Regions from separate parts of the Homo sapiens genome. Here region 1 is linked to region 2. Evidence: chromatin loops called from intact Hi-C (ENCODE). Cell type or tissue: gastrocnemius medialis. All regions are shown on one strand. Links, peaks and the distances in the headings refer to the core of each region. The heading gives the core; the rest is flanking DNA. Region 1 overlaps SCGB2A1 (secretoglobin family 2A member 1). Region 2 holds the start of SCGB2A2 (secretoglobin family 2A member 2).

Region 1 (10,197 bases), core at 774-8,773, 53 kb before region 2:
AGTGGTTATAACAAGGAGTATTTCTGTCTGTTTATAAAGATGTGTTGGTTACGAGTTTTGTTTTTTGTTTTTCGTTTTTTTCGAGATGGAGTTTAGCTCTTGTTGCTCAGGCTGGAGTGCAATGGCACGATCTCGGCTCACTACAATCTCCGGCTCCTGAGTTCAAGTGATTCTCCTGCCTCAGTCTTCGGAGTAGCTGGAATTACTGGCACACAACACCACAGCCTGCTAATTTTTGTATTTTAAGTAGAGATGGGGTTTCACCATGTTGGCCAGGCTGGTCTCAAACTCCTGACCTCAGGTGATCTGCCCGCTTCAGCCTCCCAAAGTGCTGGGATTACATTTTTTTTTTAAGAATTTATTTAATACCCTAAAATTTTATTTAAAACATTCCATAATAAAAAATGTAAAGATATATCAAATGCTCAAGGATAAAAATAAATATTAACTGCAATTTGGGATGGTTGAATCATTTTTTTCTTTAAAAACTCAGATTAGCCAGGTGCATCCCTCATACCTGTAATCCCAGCACTTTAGGAGGCCAAGGCGGGCAGATCACTTGAGGTCAGGAGTTCAAGACCAGCCTGGCCAACATGCTGAAACCCTGTCTCTACTAAAAATACAAAAATTAGCTAGGCGTGGTGGCGCACACCTGTAATTCCAGCTGCTTGGGTGGCTGAGGCAGAAGAATTACTTGAAGCCAGGAGGCAGAGATTGCAGTGAGCCAAGATAGTGCCACCGCACTCCAGCCTGGGCAACAGAGTAAGACTCCATCTCAAAAACAAACAAACAAACAAAAATCCTAAACAAACCAAAAAAACCCCTCAGATTAATCATTCATATTGTAAAACTCCAGTGTTTCTTGTTTCCGTTTTTTTGTCTTTGTTTTTGTTTTTGAGACAGAGTCTTGCTCTTTTGCCCAGGCTGGAATGCAGTGGTACAATCACAGCTCACTGCAGCCTCCATCTCCTGGGCTCAAGTGATCCTCCCGCTTCAGCCTCCTGAGTAGCTGCGACTACAGGTGCACACTAACACACCTGGCATATATATACATATATATACACACACACATATATACACACATATGTACACACATATGTACACATATGTACACATATATGTGCACATATACATGCATATATGTACACATATATGCACATATATACATATATACACACATATATACATATATACACATATATACACATATATACATATATACACATATATACACATATATATATATATATTTTTTTTTTTGTAGAGATGGCATTTTGTCATATTGTCCAGGCTGGTTTAAACTCCTGGGGTCAAGCAATCTGCCCTCCTTGGCTTCCCAAAGTGCTGGGATTACAGGCATGAGCCATCCCACCCAGCCCAGCTCCAATATTTCATAGGCCTCAAAGGTAATGGTGAAGAGTCTCAGACTGTTACAACATTTCTACCTTTTATGCCTGTGCAGCAACTCAAAACCATCACATTCTTGTATCTGAGCTGAGATTTTTTAATAATTCTGTGTTGTAAAAGTGGTATCAGAAACAGTCCAAATGATCAGGTCTTCAACAAATAGTATATGCAGCATATTTATTGGATAAGTTATTTCAAAGGATAGAATTTTTGGAGAAAAAAAGTATTACATGGATCACTGGTAGGGAAGAGATCCTACAACCCTGGCCCCTGTTTGGCATTATGAAGTGTCTCCTAGATAACAGAATAAATGGAGAGGGGATGCTGGCTTTGCTTCCACTGCAAATCCTCCTGAGAGTTAGCTGTTTGTGGACAAATGCAAGAAAACAAGAAGACAAGTTTTAATATTTGATTTAATAAGTGAAATTTGCAAACCTAAGTGACCTGCTTTTGTTTTCCAGCATACAGTGTACGACAGCATTTGGTGTAATATGAAGAGTAATTAACTTTACCCAAGGCGTTTGGCTCAGAGGGCTACAGACTATGGCCAGAACTCATCTGTTGATTGCTAGAAACCACTTTTCTTTCTTGTGTTGTCTTTTTATGTGGAAACTGCTAGACAACTGTTGAAACCTCAAATTCATTTCCATTTCAATAAACTAACTGCAAATCACTAAAATTCTTTCTTGTTCTTCTATAAAAAAAGAAGCTTTCCAGGCTGCACAGTCAGGCTGTAGGTTGCAGACAGAGACAAGCCTCGAAGGAGTTGAGTGAGGGTCCGAGGTTTCTGGGAAATACTTTATTTCTCATCATCTCGAGCCCAAGAGTTGGACTTCTCTCTCTCTGCAGAACAAAGTATTAGCTCTTGTTGCTTAGCTAATTTTTCTCTGAAGAGTGTTTCACTCTCCACATCCCACTACCTCCCTAAGCCACTTTCTCTGGGGACCTCACACTCTTGGAGTCATGCTCAGAAGCCCTGATTTTACCCCAGTCCCATCCATGCTGAGCCCTGCTGGTTATGCCAGGCTCCTCTGGGTTGTCTTTGGGCCTCCCCAACGTGTGCAGGGCCCAGACCAGAGCCAGCCAGGGAGGGGAGGCCTGCAAAGCAAGGTGGATCCTGTCTGGATTTTAAATTTTGAGTTTTATTTGTCGTTCATGGATGTTGGCATTAATTTTGAACTTTTAAAATATTGCATGAAAATATTACTTACCCTGATGACTGAGTTTGCTAGCATAGCGACACCTTAAATTGTGCAACTTTTCTCAGTCCAGTCTCTGCCAGTGGGTCCATCCTCCCCTGCCCCACAGTGAGCTGCAAAGGCAATGAGGGTTGAGGGGAGTGAGTGTGCTATGCAGGGACCCAGCACAGAAGGGGATGTTTAAATGGAACCGGGGTCTCCATCGTGTCCTGTCCCCAGCACTCCTGTCACCAGGGTTAGGTTATTGCCTGTCCCTTTTCCTTCTGGGGCTATCCCCTCACCCAGGAAGACCCTGTCTATGTGTCTGGACAACTCAGCTTCACCAGGGCCGACTCTTCCATCAGGCAAGGCAAGGGCAGGGATCCAGGCCCACAATATACATAGGGGTGTATGAAAATGTTATAATTTAAAGAATAATTTCCTGAAGTGATTGTAATATTAATGAACATATACCAATGAATCTAGCCTGAATTCTATACTTCGTCTTACCAATACAGTTGTAAAGTATGTTTAAAATGTTCTTATGAAGAAGTGGCCTATGAAGGCAATGTAATACCTGTGACCTACAAAAGCCATGCAACAGATGATAAAATATTGCTGTTTTATTTGGACTCAGAGACCTATCCTCAAACCCTCAATCTTCTGGCCAAAGTTTAGGTCAAATAAGGATGTGATGTGTCAACTTGTAATTCAATATGTAAATGACAAAAATCTAGTTTCTCAAGAAGAGCTGGACTATATTCTTTTTTAGAGACAGAGACCTATTCTCCTTTTTCCCTGAAAGACAATTAGGAAAAAACTCAATCAAAAACCCCAAAATAAAGAGTCAGAAAAGCCAGTTCTCATGCCTAAAGACTCCAGCACATGGGATCCCCTAGACCATCTTCCCCTGCTGAATGCTCTTAACCCTTCCCCTCAGACAGCCCTTCTGTCCCAGATCCTGCCCCAGATCCCTCCCTTGCTCACATTATTCCTCCTCCTTACAATCCAGATTCCTGGGAATCATCATCCCATGAGCCTATTTCTTCTCAGCCCATGTAGCCTATTTCTTCTCAGCCCATGTATCCTTCCCTAAAAAGACTCCAGCATTAGAAAAAACAATATAAAAAGGATATTCAAAATTTCCCATTTCCCTCCACACCTAAGGAGTCAGCCCCAACTCTCTTCCCCTTAAAAGAGGTGCCACAAGGAGATGGAACTACTGACTTTGTAAATACTCCCTTAACCAGTTTGGAGGTCTAAAGTTTGAAGAAGAAACTTAAGCCATTGTTATATGACACTTACAGAGTGACAGATCAGGTTGATCAGTTTTTGAGACCTCGGTTACACACTTGGGTCGAGTTAATGTCCATCCTAGACATCCTCTTTTCAGGGAAGGAAAAAAACATGATCCCTAGGGCTGCTATGGCAATTTAAAAATGTAAATATCCTCCCGGTCAAACATTCCTAATGCAGATCGAAAGTTTTCCACCCAAGACCCCCGGGGTAGGGAAAAGAAAGAGATCAGACTGTTACTGTGTCTATGCAGAAAGGGAAGACATAAGAAACTCCATTTTGACCTGTACCCTGAACAATTGCTTTGCCCTGAGATGCTGTTAATCTGTAATTTTCCCCAACCTTGAGCTCACAAAAACATGTGTTGTATGGAATCAAGGTTTAAGGGATCTAGGGCTGTGCAGGATGTGCCTTGTTAACAAAATGTTTACAGGCAGTATGGTTGGTAGAAGTCATCACCATTCTCCAGTCTTGATAAACCAGGGGCACAATGCACTGTGGAAAGCCACAGGGACCTCTGTCCTGGAAAGCCAGGTATATCCAAGGTTTCTCCCCATGTGATAGTCTGAAATATGGCCTCGTGGGATGGCAAAGACCTGACTGTCCCCCAGCCCGACACCCGGGAAGGGTCTGTTCTGAGGAGGATTAGTAAAAGAGGAAAGCCTTTGCAGTTGAGATAGAGAAAGGCCACTGTCTCCTGCCCCTGGAACTGAATGTCTCAGTATAAAACCCGATTGTACATTTGTTCAATTCTGAGATAGGAGAAAAAGGGAAAAACTGCCCTGTGGCGGGAGGTGAGACATGTTGGCAGCAATGCTGCTTTATTATTCTTTACTCCACTGAGATGTTCGGGTGGAGAGAAACATAAATCTGGCCTACGTGCACATCCAGGCATAGTACCTTCCCTTGAACTTACTTGTAACACAGATTCCTTGCTCATATGTTTTCTTGCTGACCTTCTCCCCACTATCACCCTGCTCTCCTACCACATTCCTCTTGCTGAGATAGTGAAAATGGTAATCAATAAATAATGAGGGAACTCAGAGAACGGTGCTGGTGCAGGTCCTCCGTATGCTGAGTGCCGGTCCCCTGGGCCCACTGTTCTTTCTCTATACTTTGTCTCCGTGTCTTATTTCTTTTCTCAGTCTCTCATCCCACCTACGAGAAATACCCACAGGTGTGGAGGGGTTGGCCCCCTTCAGCCCGGTAAGACAATAATAGCACAGCTCACAGGGAAAATATACAAGACCTAAGAAAAATGATAGTAAAGAAAATTAGAGAATCAGTACCCCAAACCCAAAACCTCTCTAAAACACTTGATATACAACAAGAAAAAGATGAAGGGCCTATGAAATTTCTAGACAGACTAAAGGATCAAATGAGACAATATACAGGCCTAAATTTAAAAGATCCCCTCGGACAGGGAATGTTAAAACTCCACTTTGTCACTAAAAGTTGCCCAGATATTTCAGAAAGTTACAAAAATTAGAAAATTGGGAGAACCGACCTCTAAATGAACTTCTCAGAAAAGCTCAAAAAGTGTATGTGAGAAGAGACAAAGAAAAATAAAAACAAAAGACAAAACGTATGGCATCCACTTTCCAACAGGTGGCTCCAAACCCACATACTTCTAAAGAAAGCTTCCACGGGGCCAAAAACTATAAAAGGTTCAGATCCCCAATTAAAGGACACAAGCCTCCACCTAGAGGACTCAGGCCCTCTTCTACCAGAACCTCAAAAAATATGGGGGGACAAAGTGACAAAATCCCAAAACTGAGAGAAAAAAAAGACAGGATAGGTGCTACAAACGTGAAAGGACAGGCCACTTCAAGAGAGAATGTCCCAAACTAAAAAAAGAGGAAAAAACCCTTCCACTCATGACTTTTGAGGAAGAATAAGGGGGGTCAGGGACTCTGTTTCTTTTACCTCAAGTCCCACCAAGAGCCCTTGATAAATTTAGAGGTGAGACCCAAACATGAGCTTATCACCTTTTCAGTCAATTCAGGGACGACTCGCTCCTCTGTTTGTTTCCCTCCATCCAACATTGCCTGCTCTTCGGAAGAACTTTTAGTCTCTGGGGTAAAAAGAAAAGGATTTAAAACAAAAATCTTAGAAAGTACAAAAGTTAAATACCAAGATTCATTGACTAACATCCAATATTTTTTAATCCCTGAAACAAAAACTAATCTACTAAAAAGAGACTTAATGCTAAAATTAGGTATAGGTCTACAAGTTAGCCTTAAAAGAGTCCTTACTTCATTAAACCTACTCACCACTGCAGATGAAAAATATATTAACCCCTATGTCTGGTCAAGGAAAGAAAACTGAGAGAAACTCAAAATCCCTCCAATCCACATCAAACTAAAGACCCCCAGGAAAGTAGTAAAAAAAAAATACCCCATTACCCTAGAGGATAGAATAGGGTTAAAGCCCATAATTGAAAGTCTTATCAAGGTTGGGCTTCTTGAACCCTGTATGTCCCCTTATAACACTCCAATATTGCCAAGAAATCAGACGGGTCATACCGACTGGTACAAGATCTTAGGGCCATCAATCAAATATTCCAGACTACCCATCCTGTTGTCCCCAACCCATACACCATTCTCAACAAAATTCCATATAGTCATCAGTGGTTTACAATAATAGATTTAAAAGATGCCTTCTGGACATGCCCCTTGGCTGAAGACAGTCGAGACATATTTACTTTCGAGTGAGAGGATCCCCATTCAGAACAAAAACAACAGTATCAGTGGGCAGTTTTGTCTCAAGGGTTTACAGATTCCCCAAACATTTTCGGTCAAATTTTAGAACAAGTGTTGAAAAAAGTGGTTGTCCCAAAGCAAATATGCCTACTCCAGTATGTGGATAATATTCTTCATATCTGGTGAGAATATAGAGAAAATCTCTGGCTTCTTTACACATATTCTTGACCATCTGGAGTTCAAGGGGTTATGGGTTTCAAAGGGAAAGCTTCAGTATGTAGAGGCCAAAGTTAAATATTTAGGCCACTTAATAAGTACAGGTAAACAACGGATAGGGCCTGAACGAGTTAAAGGCATCATGTCCTTATCCTCACCTCAAACTAAACAGGAACTCAGCAATTTTTTAGGGTTAGTTGGATATTGCGGCCTATGGATTGACTCACTAAACAGTAAACTTCTATAACAAAAAATTGTCCAGAAAAAAACCTGATCATCTCCTGTGGACGTCTGAGAAAGTCGATCAGGTTAAAGAGCTAAAAGAAAGGCTCATAACCGCCCCTGCTCTAGCCTTACCTTCCCTAGAAAAACCATTCCATCTTTTTGTTAATGTAAATAATGAAGTAACTTTGGGAGTGCTTACCTAAAAACACAGTGGCTGCCAGCAGCCTGTAGCCTTCCTATCAAAAGTTTTAGACCCAGTTACCTGTAGATGGCCTCAATACATTCAATCTGTTACAACTACAACAATATTAGTTAAAGAAAGTAGAAAATTAACTTTTAGAAAAAAATTGACTGTAAACACACCCCACCAAGTTAAAACAATTTTAAATCAAAAAGCAGGAAGGTGACTCGCTGACTCCAGAATCTTAAAATATGAGGCCATTTTACTAAAAAAAGATGATTTAACCTTGACTACTGATAAGTCACTCAATCCGGCAGGTTTCTTGACAAAATACCCAAATCTAAAAAGAGATCACTTATGTCTAGATTTAATTGACTACCAAACAAAGGTCAGGCCAGATCTAGAAAAAACTCCTTTCACAACAGGACAACACTTATTTTTAAATGGTTCCTCCCAAGTAATTATAGGAGAAAGACATAATAGATATTCAGTAATTGATGGAAAATCTCTTGAAGAACTAGAGTCAGAGAAGTTGCCCAACAGTTGGTCTACTCAAGCTTGTGAATTATTTACACTCAGCCAGACTTTAAAATGCTTATGAAACAAGGAAGGGACTATTTATACTGATTCTAAGTACACCTGGAGTAGCACATACATTTACAAAAATTTGAGCTGAGCAAGTTCCTATTAATAGTAAAGGCCAAAATCTTGCCCACAAAGTGCTAATCGTCCATGTTTTAAACAATCTCCAGTTGCCAAAAGAAATAGTCATTGTACATGTCCCTGGACACCAGAAAGACTTTTCCTTTACAAGTCAGGAAAATAACCTTACAGATAAAGTAGCCAAACAGACTGCTGTTTCACCTAAAACACCTGTCTTTCACTTAACTCCTTGTCTTTCTCCACCTGTTACAACCCCTATCTTCTCTGCTGCAGGAGAGAAAAAATTAATAAAAATAGGAGCCAAAGAAAATTCAAAAAGAAAATGGGTGTTACAACATCAAAGAGAAATACTATCCAAACCCCTCATGAAAAATATCTTGTCTCATCTACAACAAGAGACTCGTTGGAGACCCCAAGCGATGTGTAATACAGTTCTCAGGTTTTATAAGTGTATAAGAATTTATACCCTAGCCAAACAGGTTGTGGACAGTTGCTCAATATGTAAAAAAACCTCAACAAACAAGTTATAAAAAAAAAAAATCACCCCTGGTGGGGAGAGATCCAGGACTAAGACCATTCCAAGGTGTTGAAATTGACTACACTGGAATGCCCCCAGTTGGTCGCCTAAAGTACTTATTAGTAATAGTAGATCATCTCATTCACTGGGTCAAAGCTATTTCCTTTTCAAATGCAATGGCCAATAATGTAGTTAAAACATTATTTAAAAATATAGTGCCCAGGTTCAGACTAATAAAAAACATTGACAGACAATAAAACCGATTTCACAGCACATATCATTAAAAAGCTATCCCAAGCCCTAGACATTAAATGAAAATATCATACTCCTTGACGCCCACCTTCATCAGAGAGAGTAAAAAGGATAAATCAGACCTTAAAAAACCACTTAACCAAATTGGTTCTAGAGACTCAGTGGCCATGGACAAAATATCTTCCTATTGCCTTGTTTAAAAATCTGAACTGCTCCTCGAAAAGATATAGGCTTTCATCCTTACGAAATGCTTTACGGATTGCCTTATTTAAACTGCACTACTGACATTCCTACATTTAAAACAAAAGACCAATTCTTCAAGAATTATATACTTGGTCTCTTCTCAACTTTCTCTTTTCTTAAAACCAAAAGTCTCCTAACACAGACGCCACCCCTGGAGTTCCCAGTACATCAACATCAGGTTGGGGATCACGTCCTCATCAGAAACTTAAGAAAAGAAAAACTTCAGCTGGCCTGGGAAGGACCTTACCTGGTGCTTCTAATCACTGAAACCACAGTCCTGACAACAGAAAAAAGATAGACCCATCTCACCCAAGTCAAGAAAACACCACCACCTCCAGAGTCATGGGCCATTATCCCAGGAGAAAACTCCCTCAAACTAAAGCAAAGAAAAGTTTAACTCTCTTCCATTTATTCTATTAATCTTTCTTCTTTTCCCATTCTGTTACTGACCACCTTATTACCAATGTAACTAAATCAAATTCACCCCAAGTTATTACTTTTGATACTTGTTTAGTCATACCCTGTAGAGATCTCCAAAGTCAAAGACAACTCTCAGCCTCAGAAAAGTATCTCTGCCCCTTTAAAATAAGAGGATCCCCCTACCAAGACTCTTGCCCCTTAACAAATATAGAAAAACAGATCTGCCATAGCTGAAATGATGTCCTGTGGACAACCAAATATCAAGAATAGGTCTCATTGACATCACCTCTACCAACCCTAGATCTACTTTGAGTCACTTCTATGACATAAAAGCCAACTTAGCTGGCACAGACTTCATAGGGTCTTTGAAAATGCATTTTATTAATCCCTCATCCTCTTCACCCCATTGCCTCTCTTCTCCTTCTAAGGCTTCTTCTAATCAGACTGCCATCTCTTCTATACCCAATAATACTAAAGTATTATACATTATATTACTATATATGTAATATATAATAATAAACAATTATAAATAATATATAATAATAAACAATGATAATACTAAAGTATTATATATTATATTATATTACAATATAAAATATTGTAAAAGTAAATGATCTAAGATGAACTTTAACAATTAAAATAGAATATCAAGCTATAAATGCCTGGTTGAAATGGATCAAATATTCTGTCCACACGTTAAACAAAAACAATTGTTATGCTTGTGCACACGGCCGGCCAGAGGCCCAGATTGTCCCCTTTCCACTCGGATGGTCTCCCAGTCAACCAGACATGGGTTACATGGTAGGTCTCTTCTAGAATTCTATGACTTGAGACAATAAATCATGCCAAGCTCTCTGCGATATCCCAAAGTCCAACACCCTGTGGGTCAGCCCTCAA
Region 2 (10,197 bases), core at 1,568-9,567:
TCCGGGAAAGGTTTGTGGATGAGGTGATGATTGAGTAGCATCACAAGGACCTAGAGGATGAGGAAGACCTAAGGATGGAAGTAAGGCCCTTCTGGTGGATGAAGCAGCCTCGGCCAGGGCATGAATTTACATACAGTCCAGCCCATTGGAGGGCAGGCACCTGCTGGCATTCTTACCATATGTAGGGCTGCATCCACTGTGCACTGGGTGTGAGGCTGGCTGGCACTGCTGTTTTTTCGTGACCAGGTGAACGGCTCTTCAATATTTCTGCATACATGGCTTCTCAGCATTGGCAATATTAATATTTGTGGTTGAATATCTCATTCTTGTGGACAGCTGTCCTGAACATTGTTAGATGTTAAGAAGGTTTCAGTTGATGTTTAATTCCTGGCCTCTGTCACTTGACCTCAATAGGACACTCACCCCCATCCAGTTGGGACAAGCAAAACCCACTATTGGGAAAGGTTCTTCAGGGTGGGGAAAGTGAAAAAGTGTCCCCACTGAGACCCATTGCTCCAGCAGCAGGGATACTTTGTATAAGTTCCTCCATATGCCTCTCCTGAGGCCCTGGCGTAACAGAGGCTCATGACAGTGGGCTGACTACTGTTTTTGGGATAATGTTGGCATTGAAGGGAGGGGAAAATTACTAACTCACTGGCAAAGGTACTAGTGAAGGTATCTGATGAGCCAAGGTAAACTTCCTCTCGCATATGCGCATTAACATTTTTAACCACACACAATGTGGGGACGTGGCGAGTTGTATAATTTCTGGGTTTTGGTACGGGAAAGAATTAGCCAGGGGCTGACATTGACCTTGTCTCTGCTTTCAAATCCGGTTCCAGGTTCCAACTCATTAGATACATCCTGGTCAGATGGTGTCACACTAACAGTCACTTCTAGGGCAAAAGGACACTGAGGTGGCCCAGGCTCTCATTAGCAGGGTTTCCAGCCATCTTCTTTCTTCACTACCTTCTTCCTACCTGACCCCCAGTTTCCCTCCAGGAAAGTACAAATGGTGTTGTATTTACCATGTCCAGGAAGACACAGTGGTGTCTGATTTAAGTGTTACGTCTGATGTCTGTGTTTCGTAAAACTTTAATTTTAAATGAGTTCCTTTTCCTGAATAGATCTAGTAATAAAACATAAAATACAGTCAATACACTCTTTGTGTAAAATATCAAAATCTGCTCTTGAAAATGAGTTACACAATAGTAAATTAAGGAAAATAAGTAGTTTTCATCACTATAATACAAACAAGAAGTGCCCAAGCCATGAGCTCAATGAGCAGGGACAGGGAGGAAGGGTCAGGGTGAGGGTCCTGGAGATGTCAGATGGAACTGCCTATGGACAGATACAGGGTCCTGTGAACAGGGAGGTCCCCAGAGATGCAGGGCCAGCAAAGAACACAAGGCATTAGCCATCTTTGATGTGGCTTTTGGAATGAAGTGTTTCAACCCAGAGCAGCTGAGGCAAGGGCAGAGGAGGAGGGGAATCCACTTGGAGCAAAGGTCTCAAGCAGAAAACTCTTCTCCAGGGCTTGTGCAGAAATCAACCCAGAGTTCTCATAGGGCAGCAGTGGGAGTCATGGACACCAGGACTCATCTGAACCATGATGTGCAGGTCCCTCAGTGTTCAGCCAAGGAGGGAAATAGTGTTGAGAGCAGCCTGTGGAGCCAGAACATCTGGCTTTTTATCCCGCTTCTGCCCCTTCCTAGCTGTGTTCTTTCAGGTGAGTGCCTTAACATCTCTGTGTCACATTTCTGTTAGGTGGGGTGAAATGACATGCCCACATCATAGGGAAGTGACTACTCATGCTAATTTGCCCACAGCAGTCCTGGGTTATGTTATTGTCCTGGCATCCCATTGATTTTATGTTTCTTTTCAGCCACCAAAATGTTGGAGTTTGGCTAACAAATAATACGGTCACCCTTCTGCTAAGGTTGCTGCTAGGAATGTTGTCACAGGGTTCAACAGTGCCTTTCAAACAGCAAACTGCTACATAATTATGATTCCTGCTCTACTGAACATTAAAAAGCAAGTGGAAGCACATTTGGAGCTGAGTTCTGGGAAGATTCATCGGACGACAGTATGTAGGGTCTGTTTAGGAGAGAATTTATATGTCAATTAGAGCTCAGCAAAATTCTTTAAAATGGACTGAGAGAAAAGATACCAAAGCCTGGATCACAATGCAGTGCTTTATTTTCCAAGTTAAATGTTTTTGCTTTGTCTAACTATGGTTATTGTGATATATTTTTGAGAATATTAAGGGCAGACTAATTTTCCAGTGTTCTATGATGAGCTTAGTAGTCCTAGGAGTTGAATCATAAATACAACTCTTAACAATAGGAAAAGATGATGAGCAACTGACATTTAGACAGCACTGACTCTGCACCAGGCACTGTTCCCAGTACCTTACCATTTTTACTTTACTTATGAGTCACAACCATTCTATGACTGTTTCCATTTTGAAGCGGACACAAATCGTTAAGTCTCCTGTCCACCGTGGCACTGTCAGCAAACAGAGGAGCTGGGATGTGAACACAGGCAGTCGGTCTGGCTTGGGGTCCTCACTCAGGAGCCATCAGCCATGGGCCTATGAAGGAAAAGGGCTGCAGAATTCAGCAGAGATGCAGCTTCCAGGGCCGGCCATTCCAGGCTTTTCGGTACAAATACAGAAATCACTGAGAAAAGATGACTTTCAAACAACATTGCTATTTAATATGAAGTATGGCAATGCCTTTCCTTTACCCAAATCCCTCATGTCCCTACATCTCAGCTCTTTTGTGAGCCCAAGGCCAGGGTAGATGTCTGCCTTTTTTTTTAAGGCACACTTTTTTCCCCTCACAAAACACAAGCACATTTTAGAGAGAATGTGTGAATGACTTATTGCTTTGTCATAGTAGAGGCTCAGTAAACACTTGTCACAGAAACACTGAAGACTGAAGGACACTTGGCTTCCAGTTTCTGAACTGAATTAGGGACCTGAATAAAAGTCCCGGCCAGGTGCTGTGGCTCATGCCTATAAACCCAGCACTTTGGGAGGCTGAGGTGGGTAGATCACCTGAGGTCAGGAGTTTGAGACCAGCCTGACCAATAAGGTGAAACCCCATCTATACCAAAAATACAAAAATTAGCCAGGCATGGTGGTAGGCACCTGTAGTCCCAGCTACTTGGGAGGCTGAGACAGGAGAACCTGGGAGGGGGAGGTTGCAGTGAGCCGAGATCAAGCCACTGCACTCCAGCCTGGGTGACAGGGCGAGACTCTGTCTCAAAAGAAAAAGAAAAAACAATTCTTCCCTTTTGGGAAGAGAAAAAATTGGACCAGCAGTACCGTGTTTTAAACTTCTGATTCTCCTCTCTCTCCCTGCAAATACTGGCTTGCAAATGAGCCTTTCTTGGGCCAGGTATGTCTTATGACTCACCAGAGAATGATCACTGTCAGATCTGGATACAATATGTGAGTGAAAGAAAACACCATCTCTTTAGTGGGGCACCATGTAGGTGGTGTGGGGAGTTCATTTTAGATGGGTAAGATAACTCTGCGTGAGTGTTTGTCCCTGTGGGAAAGAGGGCAGGTCCATAAGGACTGGGGCACCAGGCAGAGACCCATTAGGTCTTGGCCAAGGAGACAGTCTCCGTTTCATGATCAAAGTTTTTCACTTCATTTATGGAAGAAGGATGCCTGCCATGGCCAGCTGGGTGAAAGTACACCTATAAGTACAGAAACCTTCTTTTCTAGCCTCTTCCTAAATCAATTTTGTTCTCAACTGGAAAATATCTGAGGCTCCAGCTGAATGATGGAAAGAAAGACGTCATGGGTAATCCGGACAGCAAATAATGCATCCACGGGAAGTGAAGAACCGACTCATCTCTTTGGCTCTCTCATCCGTATCTTCTTTTTTTCTTTTGAGATGGGGTCTCACTCTGTCACCCAGACTGGAGTGCAGTGGCGTGATCTTGGCTCACTGCAACCTTCGCCTGCGAGGTTCAAGTGGTTCTCTTGCCTCAGCCTCCCGAGTACCTGGGACTACAGGCATGCACCACCACGCCCATCTAATTTTTTGTATTTTGAATCGAGATGGGGTTTCATCATGTTAGCAAGCATGGTCTCAATCTCCTGACTTCATGATCTGCCTACCTTGGCCTCCCAAAGTGCTGGGATTACAGGCATGAGCCATCACGCCCGGCCTCTTTTATAAAAAACCCAAGCCAGCTTTGTATTTCTTGTTCCCATGACCTTCACCATGCCCCTAATTAAACGAGGGTGGGTTTTCTGTCACATGAGGCTGTCCTGTCCTCCTGATCCCATGTGGCCATGTTCCTTGCCTTCCTTACCTGGCCAAGTGCCATCTGCCCTCTGGTCTCTGATCTTGTCATTCCCTCTGCATGGAACTGCATCTTCCCTGGATCTGTCACTAGACAGTGTCGTCCACTCATCCAAATGTCAGCTGAAATGGCATGGCCTCCTCCTCTCAGTAGTCAGTCCATGACATCATTTTGCTGTTGTGGATATTTTGAGTTCTTTGCAGTGATTACTACTTTCTCATATCTCTCTTATGTGGCAGGATGCTTGTTACCTCCCTTATTGGAAAGTCAGCTCCATGAGAGCAAGGGCTTGGTCTAAATTGTGCCTATAACTGAATTTATGGTGTGCAGCTCACTGCCAGCTCATAGGGGATGCTCAGTAGTTATTTAAAGATGGATGGCTGCATGCATGGATGAAATCTTGTCTTTATACATGACTACTTTGTACTGGGCTGTGTGAAACAATTTTTTTTTTGAGACAGAGTTTCACTCTTGTTGCCCAGGCTGGAGTGCAATGGTGTGATCTCGGCCCACTGCAACCTCCACCTCCTGGGTTCAAGCAATTCTCCTGCCTCAGCCTCCTGAGTAGCTTGGACTACAGGCACGTACCACCATGCCCAGCTAATTTTGTATTTTTAGTAGAGAAGGGGTTTCTCCATGTTGGTCAAGCTGGTCTCAAACTCCTGACCTCAGGTGATTCACCCACCTCAGCCTCCCAAAGTGCTGGGATTACAGGCATGAGCCATTGCGACCGGCCATGAAACAATCTTTACATGAAGCATCCTTATACAAATTCTGCATGCTATCCCATTCCGCCTTTTATTTTCTTCAAGTGATGAAAAGGAAGGATGCTCAGAGAGACCAGCAAGGACATGGCAGGACTGCAAGTTGCATCCAGGGTCCAAACCCTCATCCCTGATTCCAAATTCCATCACCACCCACCACCCAGCACTGCCTGTCCAGCCCATCAGTTACGCTACTAATTCACAGCATCCTTTGAATCAGTGGAAAGAAAACCCTAAAAAGTTACCAAAGAACTAAACAAAGTTATCAATTAATTTATAATTAACCGAGATAATCCTTGTAAAAATAACTTTCAGCGGAGGGTGGATGGCCTTAAATTTCCCCACAAAAGGTAAAACTTTCCCAGACATCCCTTTCTGAAAATGAGATGTCAGTGGATGAGAAAAGCCTGCTCCCAAGAGTAGGTGTGAGGTATTGCACCTAGGCCCACTGCTGGGATAAGCTGGCACAGATACACGGGACATGATGCTTTCATTCTCACCTTAAAGAAAGAGACAGAGAAGAAAAGGAAGGGGAGCAAGTGGAGAAGGAATACAAGAAAGAGGAAGAGAAGCAGGAAGATTCTACATACAGGCTGGCTGTGTTTCCCCTGGGGCATGCTCCTGTTTACTGGTCCCATGCCAGGTTGACTCATTGCCTCGTTCATGGGTGGAATTAAGATGCCTACCTGGGGAATAAATAGAGCAAGGCTGGGTGCTCACCTCCACAGCGGCTTCCTTGATCCTTGCCACCCGCGACTGAACACCGACAGCAGCAGCCTCACCATGAAGTTGCTGATGGTCCTCATGCTGGCGGCCCTCTCCCAGCACTGCTACGCAGGTGAGTTCTGTGCAGGGAGGGCTGCCTCGGGGTTAGGGGTTGTCACTTGGGCCTCTATGGAAGAACTCCTGCTCCCCAATTCTCAGCAGAGATCAGCCCCAGTACAAAGGCTGTAGGTATAACAGATCTCACCATGTTGCCCAGGCTGGTCTTGAACTCCTGAGCTCAGGCAGTCTGTCCACCTCGGCCTCCCAAAGTGCTGGGATTATAGGTGTGAGCCACCACACTTGGCCTAAGATACTTGGAAATCTTCTGTGATGCTCTGAATGGTAATAGTGAAGCATCGTATGATTTTGAACCAAAGAAGACCAAATAATCTTCACGATATACTTCCAAGTCCGAGTGTTTCATTTCTCAAGTCTTCTCATTAAATGAAGTTTCATGAGGTTTAGCTTTTCTGGGCTGGGGAGTGGAGAGAAAGAAGTTGCAGGGCTTACAGGAAATCCCAGAGCCTGAGGTTTTCTCCCAGATTTGAGAACTCTAGATTCTGCATCATTATCTTTGAGTCTATATTCTCTTGGGCTGTAAGAAGATGAGGAATGTAATAGGTCTGCCCCAAGCCTTTCATGCCTTCTGTACCAAGCTTGTTTCCTTGTGCATCCTTCCCAGGCTCTGGCTGCCCCTTATTGGAGAATGTGATTTCCAAGACAATCAATCCACAAGTGTCTAAGACTGAATACAAAGAACTTCTTCAAGAGTTCATAGACGACAATGCCACTACAAATGCCATAGATGAATTGAAGGAATGTTTTCTTAACCAAACGGATGAAACTCTGAGCAATGTTGAGGTGTTTATGGTAATTTCATTTTCTTCCTATAAGCTTTTTAAATCCCCTGACCAGGGACAAGTGGGCTCTTCATTTCTCACTGACAATGCCAAAGCCACTAGTGAACAAGCCTTTTCTTACATTGGTTAATTTAGTTGAATGGTTAGTCTAATGACTTTGCCATCAAGAAAAACATCCAGTGTCCCTGTGTTGTCACTCTACCCAGAGAATCCTCAGTGGATGATAAATGAATAGGGCAAGAGAGGAAAAGGAAAGGTCGGTAGAAGTCTTACCTATCCCCAGAGCTCTCTAATTCATGCTCACAAACACAGACACAATCACACAAACACAGAAACACACATACACACATCCAGACACATGCAAACACACAGACACAGTCACAATCACACAAACACACACACATTCAGACATACACAAACATAGACAGACAGGCAAAGACACAGACACAGACACAGACACAATCACACCAGCACACAATCATCCAGACACAAACACAAACACACAGACAGAACCACACAACCACAGAAACACAGAGACACACACAAACACACTCAGACACACACATACAAACATATGTTCACTCTCTACAGAAAAAACAATTTTCCAGAAGACCCGCACCTATAGACCAATCTGCAGAGAAAACTTCTCTTCTTCAAAAAAAAGTAAAAGTGTTCTTTCTTAAAAAATGCCCTATTTTTCAACAGTTTGGAAAATACCATTTGAGCAAGATTCTATACATCTCAAATAAAAAGAATTTAAAATGCACTTCCAGGCAATCATAATTTGCTAGCATAAATGATGAGAAACCTTGGACTATCCAATAGGCAACTGTAGATCATGGGTATGAAACCACCATGGAGGAAGAATTGCCTCAAACAAAAACCAATAGTTTTGTATTTCTTTCTAACTATACATGTATATTGTTGAGGGTTTTCTTTAGCATTTATTCCCTATGTTAAATTCTTCTTTAATCCTTCCCTGGTAAAAAAAAAAAAAAAAAAAAAGTTAGAAATATACCAAACCCCTCCATTAGGATGAAAGTGAACATCACCTCAGGAAACCCTGACGCTTTCTACAACATGGATGAACCTTGAGGATATTATAGCGAGTGAAGAGTGAAGCAAAGAGTCACAAAAACACAAATGCTGCATGACCCATGCATATGGGAATCTGGGGAGCCAGACTCAGAGACAGTGAAAAAAAAAAAAACAGTGGTTGTCAGGGCTTGGGTGCAGAGAAGAAGGGGGAGTCATATTTAATGGGTCTGGAGTTTCAGTTGTGCAAAACAGTAATATTCTGGAGTTAGGTTGCACAACCACACGAATATACAGAACACTCCGAACTGTCCCCTTAAAATGGCAAATTTTATGAGATGTACATTTTACCACTATTAATAATTTGTTAAAAACTAATTATCAACTGCAGGGAAGGGTGATGGATTTGTTTCTTTAAAAGCTTCCTCAGACAGATCATAGTCTGCAGCTCCAATAATTAGTAGAGCACAATGGTGGTGGCAGAGGGCGTCGGACTGCTGGGATGCTGGGAATATTTCCACAATGGAGGGTTAGACGAGAGCTCAAAGTTTCACTTTTTTTTTTTTTTTTTTTTTTGCATTTGAGCTAAGATTTTAACAATCCTGTGAAAATAGGTAATATAGTCACGTATTTGTTGAATACATTATTTCAAAGAACCACAAACACACAGAAAAAATATTTAAAAAGTCCATGGTGGGGGAAATGATCCAGAAACAACAGCTCTTCTACTTCCAGCCCTAACCGTCTGGGATGCTAGATGGTTGTGGGCAAACCGTGGAAAAAGATAAGCTTCTGTTTTTCAAGATTTTATTTTGTTAGAGAGTGCAGAAAATCTAAGTGATGTCTCTGTTTTTGCTTTCTAGCAATTAATATATGACAGCAGTCTTTGTGATTTATTTTAACTTTCTGCAAGACCTTTGGCTCACAGAACTGCAGGGTATGGTGAGAAACCAACTACGGATTGCTGCAAACCACACCTTCTCTTTCTTATGTCTTTTTACTACAAACTACAAGACAATTGTTGAAACCTGCTATACATGTTTATTTTAATAAATTGATGGCAAAAACTGAAGTTTCTCTTTGTTCTACCGTAGAAAAGAGGCGTTAGAGGGCCTCACATATTTTACATACACACACACACACACTTACTTATTAAAGAACTCATGGTCATGGGTTGAGGACTCTGTGAAGCATTTGTTTCCTCAGTCTGACCTCTAAGCCTTGGTACTCTCTCTGAAGAGTGTTTCCCTGTCCCCATCCCACCACCTCCCCCGTCGACTCTCTCTGGAGTCCTCAGGCTCTGGGATGTGAGGCAGGGTTTCACTCAGAGGACCTGCTTTCACTCCAGTCCTCCCATCCACGCTGAGCCCTGCTGGCCATGTCAGGCTTCTCTGCGCTGTCTCTGGGCCTCCCCGAGATGTGCAGGGCCTGGGCCAGAGCCAGCCAGGGAGAGGAGTCCTGCAAAGCAGGGTGGCACCTGACTGGGTTTAAATTTTGTAATTTTTACTCATCATGGATGTTGGCTTCAGTTTAATTTATAAACTACTACAGGAAAATATTATTTTTAACCATATTATGTTATTATTTGAATCCTATGCAATATGACTACTGAGTTTAACAGTACCCCTATTAAGATTTTCAATGTCCTCTAGTCCTGTGCCTGTGGTGGGACTGGGGTCCATCCTCCGCTGTCCCGCAGTGAGCTGCAAAGGCAATGAGGGTTGAGGGGAGTGAGTGTGCTGTGCAGGGACCCAGCACAGCAGGGGATGTTTACATGGAACCTGGAGTCTCTTTCATGTCCTGTCCCCAGCATTCCTGTCACCAGGGGCAGTTATTGCCACCTGTTCTGCTTCTACCTCAGCCTGTCCCTCTTCTTTCTGAGGCTATCCCCTTGTAAGGTTTTTGTATCGGCTCGAACCCCAAGAACATACCAACAGACAACACGAGGCAGTGTGGAGCAACATGCTGTTTTAATGAGCGCCTGGAAGCAGGAGGGCTGAGGCCTAAAGTGGCATCAGCCTTAAGTGAGGATGGTGCAAAGGTTTTATAGTCTCCTGTAAACAGGAAGTGTCCTAGTCTGATGTAACTGCTATGTTATATCTGGATGGCCTCTTTCTCCGTCTTCAGGGGTATGTGTCTTCCGGCCGGCTCTCTTCCTGCTTCTGCTATCTTGCTGGTGCACCCCACTAGCACAAGTAGCCTTGTGCCTTGGGACTGAGCCTGAGAAGTGGGGAGCTCATCTCCTTAAGCTTTCAGGCCCTGGGGAGAATTTTACATTGCTGTCTATTTGGTTATGGAAAAAGGACGACTTTCTCAATAACCACTTCAGGTGTGACATGGGGTGGCATGGGCACCTTGGAAAAAGAAAAACTTAATTTTGGGGCTATTCTTGAGAGACAGGTTGGTATCCACCATGTCATTGTAGCAGGAGCATCATCTGGATTGTC

The links. Hi-C counts contacts between places; a loop is a spot of excess contacts. Peaks named below come from ENCODE experiments on the same cell type or tissue, not always from the same donor. Only the 100,000 strongest peaks of a DNase experiment are listed, where the experiment ranks them.
Region 1: it touches region 2 in a loop (3-fold over the local background); 2 of 110 quality-filtered maps call a loop at or near these places.

Annotation. Positions count from the first base shown.
Region 1 is chr11:62,211,858-62,222,054 of GRCh38, forward strand. SCGB2A1 (secretoglobin family 2A member 1) reads left to right here. Exons shown (of 3, transcript NM_002407.3): 3 at 1,869-2,086. The coding sequence ends at 1,913. Among named protein-coding and RNA genes, the nearest start is that of SCGB2A1, 8.3 kb to the left of the region's middle. In gastrocnemius medialis, for the core only: no CTCF peak of the experiment used is centred there; no DNase peak of the experiment used is centred there.
Region 2 is chr11:62,264,344-62,274,540 of GRCh38, forward strand. It overlaps SCGB2A2 (secretoglobin family 2A member 2), which reads left to right and starts at 5,815. Exons shown (of 3, transcript NM_002411.4): 1 at 5,815-5,928; 2 at 6,538-6,725; 3 at 8,614-8,817. The coding sequence starts at 5,874. The coding sequence ends at 8,652. In gastrocnemius medialis, for the core only: a CTCF peak has its summit at 5,509; no DNase peak of the experiment used is centred there.